2 separate regions of the Mus musculus genome follow, and region 2 is linked to region 1. Evidence: chromatin loops called from intact Hi-C (ENCODE). Cell type or tissue: heart. All regions are shown on one strand. Links, peaks and the distances in the headings refer to the core of each region. The heading gives the core; the rest is flanking DNA. Region 1 holds the start of Gm40216 (a long non-coding RNA gene). Region 2 overlaps Dab1 (disabled 1).

The links. Hi-C counts contacts between places; a loop is a spot of excess contacts. Peaks named below come from ENCODE experiments on the same cell type or tissue, not always from the same donor. Only the 100,000 strongest peaks of a DNase experiment are listed, where the experiment ranks them.
Region 2: it touches region 1 in a loop (6-fold over the local background); 5 of 42 quality-filtered maps call a loop at or near these places.

The regions. Positions count from the first base shown.
Region 1 is chr4:104,890,011-104,895,395 of GRCm38, reverse strand. It overlaps Gm40216 (a long non-coding RNA gene), which reads left to right and starts at 5,313. Exons shown (of 3, transcript XR_867966.2): 1 at 5,313-5,385. It also overlaps a transcript of Fyb2 not described here. In heart, for the core only: no CTCF peak of the experiment used is centred there; no DNase peak of the experiment used is centred there; H3K27me3 peaks cover 337 bases.
Region 2 is chr4:104,206,149-104,211,533 of GRCm38, reverse strand. All of the region lies in intron 3 of Dab1 (disabled 1), which reads right to left. Among named protein-coding and RNA genes, the nearest start is that of Gm36661, 180 kb to the right of the region's middle. In heart, for the core only: a CTCF peak has its summit at 2,241 (motif pointing left); no DNase peak of the experiment used is centred there.

The DNA.
Region 1 (5,385 bases), core at 107-5,106:
AGGGGGATAGGGAGTTTGCTGTGATATTGTGTCTTCCAGGAATATCAGAAACCACAGCCACGAAGTCTCAGCAACACAGTTGCCTAAGCACGAGCTGAGAAAGGACAACAGTAGGCATGGCAAAGTGGACAGGAGGAAGAGAGAGGCCTCAGCCTGAAAGGAAGAACCAGAGGCAACTAAGCAGTGCTGAGAGAGGAAGAAACTGTCTTCCCCAGGGAAGAACACATGGATTGGTCATGCAATTCCAAATGGCCAGCCCTGAAAACATATATACAAGAAGCATTTACAGACTGCATTTATGCATTTATGTATATGTATATGTACATTCATATAAATATATAAACGTGTATATGTATGTATATTTGTGTCTGCTTGTAGAAGATGATAATTAATAAAAAAAAGATACTGTGAATTTGAAAGAGAGCAAGGAAGGGTATAGGGGAGGGTTTGGAGGGACGAAGATGTGGAGAGAATGATATCAATTGTAACATAATCTCAAAAAATGAAAAGAAATACTTTTCAAACAAGAGATGACTCCACTTTGCTCCTGTGATATCTTGGAATATTCCGTTGGCATTTGTGTGAACACAGAGACAGTGGGAGCCGTCACCAGGTGCTTGAGGGTTAGGCCAGGAAGTGCCGCAGCTAGCTTTTCAGCCCACTGTCTGGAACTGCTACTTGGGTCTCTAGTTACCTGCAAGGAAGGCAGGGCATCACAGTCTCTCCAGAGAAAGGCAGTGTGTGTATCTGCTATTGCAGTGGAGGGCGTCCCAGGATCCTGCCTCTGACCCACGGTTCTGAGACTCCCGTCCATCTCTCCACTGCACTCTCTCCGCGCACACAGTCACGAGTCATCCCTTCAATATCTTGTCCCTGTGATTCTCTGACAGCCAGCTTGCATTTCACTCCTCCGTATTTTCTAAAGCAAAGAAGAAACTCCCAGCTTTCCTGACATTTGATAGAACCAGGAAAGCTCTTACTACCTCCGAGACGTTCAGCCTGATAATGTATATGAGGAATAGATCATTTACTTACGCTCAAAGCAGATAGACTTTCTAAGGAGAAGTACTCTGTAATGCAGACATGGCTGGGAAGAATAAATCAAATCTTTCTGTGTACTTAGGGGAAAAGGAATTATTCAAATGTAGCCTACAGCTTCAGGTCCATTTATGGAGCCTGCAATCCTAAATAGTGACCACCAGGGGGAGCGCTAGGCCCATCTCTACACGGGTTCTATTTTTAGAGGCTGATACTTGCCTCAAGGAAGAAACCAAAGAAATAAGACTATAATACTTTTTTTTTTTTTTAAATCGGACCAACTTATAAATTATTTGTGAGTCCAATAAAAGGCAATTATCAACATTTCCTACTATTTCAAGAGTAATATATTCTATGTTAGAAAAAGATTCAATTTATTCCTTGGCTATGATTCAGATGACAGAAAATTGGAGGCAACCGAACCAAAAGACTGTTCTCCTGTGTAAATGTGTCTTTAAAACCCAAATCAGATGCTTAGGAGAGTGCTTGCTATAACGTAAGGCACCATTGTCTTCAAAGTTCCCCTGTCCTCTCTCCAGTCACTTGGACAAGCTGTGCCCTTGCTAGGTAGAGGTAATGATGTAACAGGGCGCCGTGGACAAAACACCGTCTGTGGCATTTTCTGGACACAGGGTGCAAGCAGCCTCTGAGGAACAGAGAGATTTGAAGCATGAAGCCTGGGGGAAGGGTGGATTGCAGACATGTAACAGACTCCCAGGACCCTAGGGGTCAAGTTAGGGGCCCAGAATCAAGGACAAGAGGACAGTTCTACAAGGAAATCCCCGGCATAAGGTCTGCTGCAAAGCCATGCAGTAAGGGAAGCACTGCAAAAAGAATTGGAACCTTGCCTTTCTGCGGCAATGAAACTGAGATTTTGGGCAAATGATCTTCAGGCTGCTCATAGCAGCTCTCTCACAGATTGGGCATAAATATGAGATGAGCTAAGTGGTGTGTGTGTGTGTGTGTATCTGTGTGTGTGTGTATATCTGTGTGTGTGTGTATCTGTGTCTGTGTGTGTGTGTGTGTCTCTCTGTGTGTGTGTGTATCTGTGTCTGTGTGTGTCTGTGTGTATCCGTGTCTGTGTGTATCTGTGTGTGTGTGTTTGTGTATATCTGTGTGTGTCTGTGTGTGTGTGTGTCTGTGTGTGTATCTGTGTCTGTGTGTATCCGTGTCTGTGTATGTTTTTGTGTGGCCATCACAGGTAGTCAACAAATACCCACTGTCTTCCTGGAAAAGGACTTGCATTTTCCTAAATACAGTTACAAATACGTTGGACCTCTGTATTTTCACAGATTCTGAGTCTGTGGTTTAGGCACTCAGACTTTGCTTTGAAGTCCTAAATGGGTGGGTGACGGTGGACCCATCTGGGCATGAGGCTCAACTCCTAAATCCCTTGGCTCTAAAGGAGGCCTGCTGTTAGAGGTGTTAGAATTTAGATGAATGGTGAAGAAAGGTCAAGACAGTGGGAACGAGAGCCTACAGCGATCTCTCACCCAGCCGCATGGACTAGCAGGAGGTACTTCCCTTGGCCTTGTGGGAAGCAGACCACATGGACCGAGGAAGATGAGCCGCTAGACCAACCTCAATGTCTGTCCACCTCGAATCCTTATATTGGGCCTAATCCTCAGTGTGCTTGTGTTTGGAAGGAGACCTTTGATAAGGTCAGAGCCATCCTGGATCCAACTGATGTCCACCTCCTGTCCCCCATGACAACAGCAAGAAGCCAGCTGGCTGTGACGTAGAAAGTGATTTCTGCTCAGACCCATGCCTACCTGTGCCTTGATTGCTTGGTCTCTAGAATGGTGGGGAAGAAAGGTTTTCTTCGGTAAGTCGTCTAGTCTGTGGCATTCTGTCACAGAGGCCCAGATAGACTAAACAAGCTAGAATCAAAGGAACTTGGAGGTAAGAAGCGCTAGGCGTGGTTGGCAGACATGTTGCAAATGTCCAGAGGTCAAGGGTGTCAAGGCAGCGGTCCAGAATGAAGGAAAGGGGGCTAGGTGGACAGGAAGGCCATCACGCAAGGTTTGCTATGAGGTTCCACACAGGAGCAGCACATGTTTTACTGAGTAGGCAGGAGCAGCACACATGTCACAGAGTGGGCTGACCGCACCACTCTTCTGGCTCTTAGTTGTCCATGTGATTGCTATGTGACCATGTTCCATCCTCTGACATCATATTCACCTCAGCAGCTTGTTCTCAACTTCCTCCCCCGCCTTCCTGCCTTCCTTAGGCCTTCTCTGTGCTCCGGAAGGCTGAGCTACAGGGAACCGTGGCCAGGGTGGTGCTGGCACGTTCTAGTTGTGAAGTTCTAGTGTGAGGTCCCAAGGTGAGGCAAGATGGTCACAGCATCTCTCCTGCCTCCCCCTATTGTGCTGCGGGTCATAGGCAGTCCCCGTGTCTTTGCCTTCTTGTACTTCCTCATGCCTTGGCTTTGGGCTGTGCCAGGAACTCCTCCTGTGGGAACGGCGCCAGTTCTTCCTGGCCTGGACCTCATCTCACTGGTTTGTCTCACCCTGTCCACACCTGCCTAGGACGCTCTGTTCCTTGTATTTTTAAAGAATTTTTTTTATTAGATATTTTCTTTATTTACATTTCAAATGTTATCCCTTTCCTAGTTTCCCCTCTGAAAACCCCCTATCTGTCCCCCCTGCCCCCAACTCATCAACCCACCCACTCCTGCTTCCTGGCCCTGGCAGTCCCCTATACTGGGGCATAGAACCTTCACAGGATCAAGGGCCTCTGGGGGGCTCTGTTCTTAACCATTCTCCTTTTGAACTCTGTGATGAATTATCTTCCACCAAGACCCAACTTTTCTATTACTTCTTTGTACATGTTTATTTATTGTCTTGTTTGAAAAGGAGATTATAGGTTATTAACATTGTGTTAAATGTGAAACCTTGTAAGTTAGGAACAATAAGCAGGAAAGGCACACACTGGAGGTAAAGGTGAAGCTGAGACAGTTGCCTGGTACCAAAACCTCTCCCACTGATCACCAGCAAGACATAAACAGGTTCCCTCGCTTTCGCAATGCTTTGATAAAACACAGCATCGATTCAGTTTAGAGTCTGTAAGATACAACTAGCCCAATTACCTCGCGCACATTCACCTGTACGGAGCCTGGAGCTTTGGCAGAGTTCTCTTTGTTATAATGAAGGGTCTTATGTAGGATAACACCAGGAAGAAGAGGCACACTGGAGGGGGTGACGGTGCAGATGCTCTTGGCATAAGGGACAGAAGGTGCTCCTGGGAATCCTAGAATAGTATCACGTGTAGCCAGACCTCCATCCATCCAGGCAGCTGCACGCAGGGACTGCAGAGGTACCGGCTTCGAGGCTTGCCGGATCTGTGAGATGCTTGCCGGATCTGCACCCAGCATGGTTGGCGTAACCCACCAGAAGCTTATTACTGGCATTTCTCTGCTTCTCTTTCTGCCAGCGATTAGCTTCCTCTGACGCCTCTGGTCCTTCTCAGAGCTCCAGTCACGCAGCTTTCCACTCTGTCCTGATTCTGTTTGCAGACAGCACCAGATTTTTGAGGGTCTCCATTCTACCTAATAGCCATTTTCTGAACAGCCAGCCCCCCTTCTGCAGCTGATAACTGGGCTCTCCTTGGGTCCTCGGGGTATAGATATGACTAGCTGCCCATCTTTGGGTAGGACTGGCCCATGATGATGATAATATTATTACATGACAATAGCCTTTGGTAAGGTTGCCTAGCCTCTTCCAGGACAGAAGTATGACCTGCTACTCGTGATTGCTTAGGGACAGTACAGAGTTACCTCTGGTAAAGGAACAGACCTATGTGGGTGGGGTATGCATTTGGACGTCACAGTGGACAAGGGAAAAATCCCACAGTGTTATTCTTTTCATAAAGATGGTTGCATAACTGGAAGCATATGCTTATTTTGCTTGACTGGTGTTCCCTAGACATCTATCTCCCCATGGCTCAGCTCTCTGTAAGGTCTCCTCTACTCCAGTCTTAATGCCAGGACCCAGACAGCAAGGGAAATATGGCAAGGGCCCAAGGAGTAGGAGCTTGAATTTGGTGAAACTATTCATCCCAAAGCAGAGCAGAATGCTGGGAAAGAGGAAAGCCCACCCCACCCCCACCCCCTGGGGGGCTCAGCACAGCACAGCACCCCCCCCCCCCCCGGTAACAAGCGGGGACCACCTGACTCAGGATCCATGAAAGGAGTCCAGGACCTAGCTGAATACAGCTGGCAGCCTGTCGAGTGAACTCCTCTGGGGAGGGCTTCCCTAGAGACTTCAGCGAAAATTCCTGATGGCTGAACCAAAGATCTAACTCCTCCACATAGCCATGTATGCCCTTGGACCAATCTCCTGAGGA
Region 2 (5,385 bases), core at 281-5,280, 680 kb after region 1:
TGTGCAAGGTACACAAGCAGAGAGCAAGTCCTGGGAGCTGCTTCAAGACTGGGTGGGCTCCAATACTAACCCCAATGTCAGTTGCTTCCAGGTCCTGAGTCTTCATGCTAAAAACGAAGATGAAAACCCCCTGGAATGCTGTTTTGACCCATGAGATTATACAAGGCCAACCAGCCTGTCCATTATGAAGAACAACAACTTGGTTTTGTATGTATTTTTGTTTATTATTTTAAAAAACCAATTAAAAAGAGATGGGGCTGATGTTGTGCTAACTATATTGAGTAATAGAGGAAAGACAGACAGACACCACTTCCTGCACATGACAGCTAGCTGTTTATACCATTTCAGTTGAATCATCAGATATCATTTTGTAAATGACATGAGCATTTCCCAGTGTACCTTGTCCTGAGTGACCTCCCCCCACGCCCCTGCCCAGACAAGCAGAGTCACAGTAAGTTGTCTCAAGCAAGAACTGTTTGGGATGGCTCATGACACTATCACTACAGCTATAACTACCCACAGCACCCTCAGACTCCCCCAGTGTTCACTTGGAGACCCTGGCTAAGGCTATTGTGTCTGTGAGCATGTCTGTTGAAAGGTGACTCTGTGTGGTAACTAGTTCATGTGTTGTTGAAACTATGAGGTTGTACTTGACTTTTATATATTTCCTTGGAATATCATAGCCATTGGGCCTTTCAAAATAATGTACTGGTATTTAAAATAAAGCACAAGACTGGTGGAATGGCATAGAAGGTCTGAGTGATCATTGCCAAGCCTAGTGACCTAAGCTTGAGCCTGCAGTTATTTCTCTACTACTGTAATCAAGCACCATGACCAACACAACCCATTGGAAAAAAAGACTTACAGTGCCAGAGGGATAAGGGTCCTTTACTATCATGGTGGAGAAGCCTGGCAGCAGGCAGGAATGTTGTCAGAACAGCTGAGAGCTCACACCTCAAATCCAAAGCAAGAAGCAGAGTTTGAGACATCAACGGTGTCTCTACATTCTGAAAGCCCACCTCCAGCAGCACCCTTCCTTCAACAAGACCACACCTCCCAAGCCTCCCCAAACAGTTCCACCAACTGGGAAGCAAGCATTCAGATGTCAGAGCCTATGGGTGACATACTCATTCAAACCATCATTAGTTGTCTTCTGACTTTCACACACACGTTTGTGCAGTGGTACGCGAGCTGCCTGACAAACCAAGAAATGCAATTAAAAAAAGATTTAACAATATAGAAAGAGAGTTAAATGCACGGCTTCATGGTAGAATATTTGCCTAAAATGCTTCAGACCCTATATTCAATTCTCAATGGCAAACACACACACACACACACACACACACACACACACACACACACACACCACAAAACAAACAAAAATTAGCTTAAAGAATATTATAGCTTGGGTCTAAAATATCCAGTCTCAGCTTCTCTTCTAGTCCCATGTGCTGTGAAGACACCATTATCAAGGCAACTCTACTAAAAGAACACATTTAATTGGGAGCTTGCTTACAGTTCCCAAGGGTGAGTGCACGTTCATCAAGGTGGGGAACAGAAAGGCATTCGTGATGTTGGAGCAATAACTGAGAGCTTTACATCCTGATCTGCAGGCGACAAGCAGAAAGAGAGGGAGACACTGGGTCAATGCCTACCCCTAACAATGCATTTCCTTCAACAAGGCTATGCCTACTCCACTGAAGTCAAACCTCCTAATCCTTCCCAAATAGTTCCAGTAACACATGAGAGCCTATGGAGCCATTCCCACTAAAGCCACCACATCTACCCTCAGGTTTATGTTAAGTCTCATTTCTCAGCTTGTGATGCTGTGGAGCTTTTAGGAAATGTAGCCTAGCTAGCGAGAACAGGTTGCTAGGAGCCAGCTTTGCATGTAGCATCTGCCTCTGGTTCTGGTCTAGCTCTCTGCTTCCAGGTCTGTTGTAATGTCAGCAAGTCACTGTCATATAGTCCTGTCCCCACAGACAGAGCTGCTCTTCTTTCTCTGCCATGATGGGTCAAATCTCTTTGAAATTAGGAGTTCCAATGAATCTTCCCTCCCTTCTGTTGTTTCTATGAAGTATTTTGCTACAGTGTGGCAAAAGTTAGAAATCCAAAAATAGCAAGCTAATTAGATAAATTACCACAGAGGCAGGGTGCACAGTGCTTTAGCCAGAGTGGAGTGGGCAACTGGAGGGTGACAAAGAGAGTGCTTCCCGAGTGAGTTTCCTGTCTGCTGCCCCCTGCTGGTTTGGGGTGCTCCTCTCTGGCAGTCATCCTGCTCCTGAGGTGAGTTATTTTTGTTTCTCTCTTTGAAACAGGACTGAGAAAGCCTGGAGGGCAGGGATTATCTAGCTCATCTGCACATTCTTCTCTGATGGTACACATAGCAGAGAGCAAATGGTGTAGAATTAAATGCAACGACTCTGAGAGTGGATTGGAGCTCTCTAAGTAAAAACGCAACCAAACAGAAAAGCTTTTACCCAGAAATCGTGGGAAGGGTTTGCCCCCTTGGAGACATTCAGTTTATTATACGGGGAAGGATGAGATGCACTGTCCACCGACTGCATTTCACTGCGGCAGTGTGCTAAGGAGGGCTCCTGTGAGAACGCACTGCAGCTCTAGTTCAAATGGAAATGCATTACTGATATAATTTTCCTCTCCTCCCCTTAGTACAAATCACACTTCTTGCCATGGCTCCGTTCTTTATAAGAAGTCATGCCAGTGCTGCCTAAGTCCAACATTCTAATACACTCCCTAAAATCCTTCTGAACAATAGACTTTAACTATTCTTTGTCCCTTCCTCACACTAGATGTTATTCTTTTCCTTATTGATAAGGTTGAATCTCAGCCAATGACCTGTCGAATTTTCTTTTGTCCCAGAACACTGAAGCTTTTCTTCAAATCACTCCCAATGTGATCCCTGGAACAAAACCTTTGCTGTGGCTCTTCAGCCTCATATCCTGTCCACTCTCCTGCCTGAAGATCTTCTTTATACTTGGGAGTCCAGTGTTTCCATGGCATATCATTGAGCCATTAAGCTGGCCAGCTATTTAGGTTTCGACTAGAAATTTGTTATACAACAATAAGTTACATTAAGTCACAGAAAGCATCATGGATGTTGAAACAGTAAAGCATGCTTGTTTTGGACTCCTTGTTTGGCTACATGTATGTTTACACTGAATCACAGGCCAAAAAATTGCATCCACAGCTGGTCACAGTTTTTCTCTACGTCAGCTTCCTATTTATGTGCAAATGTTAGATTTCTATCAGGCCTAATATGACTTAATGGCCAAACTTGACTCGCTGTCTTCCTCTCAAATCTATTGTTTTTTGTTTTTTTTTTTTTTTTTTCCTGCCTTCTCTGTTGGTAAGAGTCATTATCTACTTAGGCATATAAACTAGATGTCAAATCTACTTAGTCACGTAAAACCAGATGCCATAACATCCTTTAACCTTGACCCTGAAAACATGTTCAAACTGGATCTCTCCATCCTTTCATTCAGGAGCCCCTGGCTAGGACAGACTGACATTATTTCTAGGCTGTGAATCCTAGAACTCTGCATTAGGGCTTCCTGGTTAAAGTTTACCTTGTCCAGTGCCAATTCTGCAAAGCCATCCAAATGAGCCTTCTTTATGACAAGCAACTACAAACATATCACACACACACACACACACACACACACACACACATACACCAAGCTTTTCTAGCTCATGTTGAGGAGTCTAAAAGGGGAGGATGAACAGTACATGAGAGTAAGCCCTTCATACATGAGCTATGAAAAGAAGCTCAAGACAGACCAAAGGTATGCGGTCCTGCATTGACTGGTGCAGTTATGACCCAGGGGATTGGATTCAGCTGACAAGGCCATCACCAAGCGGGCAGAAACATAGGGAAGTCAGAACTTAGAGATGTAAAGTATTTCAGAGCATATGATATGGGGACAAAAAGTGGCGTTGCCTGGTAGCTGACCATTTTTCTTTCCTTATTCCCATAGGCAGTATATATGATAGCCTAATATCCAGGCATGTCCATTCCAGGAAAAAGGATCTGTACACTATATAGATCATTCCCTTAGGAGCAATGATCATATATGTATGTGCATATGTATATATTTATATATGAATACATATATATGAATGTGCATATACATATTAATTATGCAACTCAAAGAATGTATGTGAAACAGAGTGTGGGTATGTTAAAATTTAACCTCTCTAGTTCAGTGTCTTCACCTGGAAAGTAAGGTCACCTCGAGCTCTGACAATTTATGATTTTCTCTCTTATATGCAAATTTATATCTGATCATTAAACTAACCGGCTGAAGAGATAGTTCTAAAAAAGTGGAATTTATTGCCCTCTTGGGTTTGGGCTTTATCATTGCCTGTAGGAACATGCGGAAGTCTTTTGAGTGCTCAAATCTGATGACTGGATAGACCTCAGGAAAAAAATACACATCTAGAATATACTTGGGTTGTTCTCTTTTCTATTAATAGTGTGACTAAACAAACCACTATTTATTATATACTTGTTATATGCCAGAGGTTTGGCTAAACACACACACACACACACACACACACACACACACACACACACGAGAAGCATATTATTAAAACACCCTTTAAAACTTATCACACATATTACGCAAAAGGCTCCATGGGTTAAGCAACATCTCAGAATTACAGAGAGAAGCGCACTGCCAATTCAGGCTCCGGAACTGAGTCTGCCTGATTCCAGACACCTGCTCTTAATCCCCACAGTCTGCTACTGACTGGTTTTAGACTGGTTCTGCTGCTCTTTTCAGATTCAAATTATTTCATCCATGCTTCCGTTTTTTTTTTTAATCTGTAAAATGGAGAAACCCTCTGACACCTTCTACTTTCAAGTTTTTGTGAAGACATGAACTACTGATGTTTATTCTTCCTTGATAAAATTATATGCCATGAAAATGCAATTTATGAATATAAATTACAATTGAATGTCCATGGAGTGCCTTATACTCGTCTTAGACTTTCAGGGTCTAAAATGCTTGGGACCTATACCAGCCTTATTTACGTCTCCGGTTCTCTTCCGAGTGCTTGCCCTGGATTCATCTGCAAGCTTTGAATCCTAGACTAAAAGCTGCAAGCTCCCCTGAAGTGATAAATATTCTCTAAAAAGGAAGAAGTCATGATTCTCTATAATGAGTTACCCATGGCTTGTTGGTAGCAGAAATGTATCTTAGGTACCCTTCCCAGAAATTCAGGCTACCCACTGGGTTTTGGTAAATATCAAACAATATGACCTCTTAAAATTTCTCAGAGGTAGACAATATGCAAAATGTTTTCCTGGTATGTATACATGTATGTTGTATGAGTACATATTTGTGGATGACTACATGTTTGTTT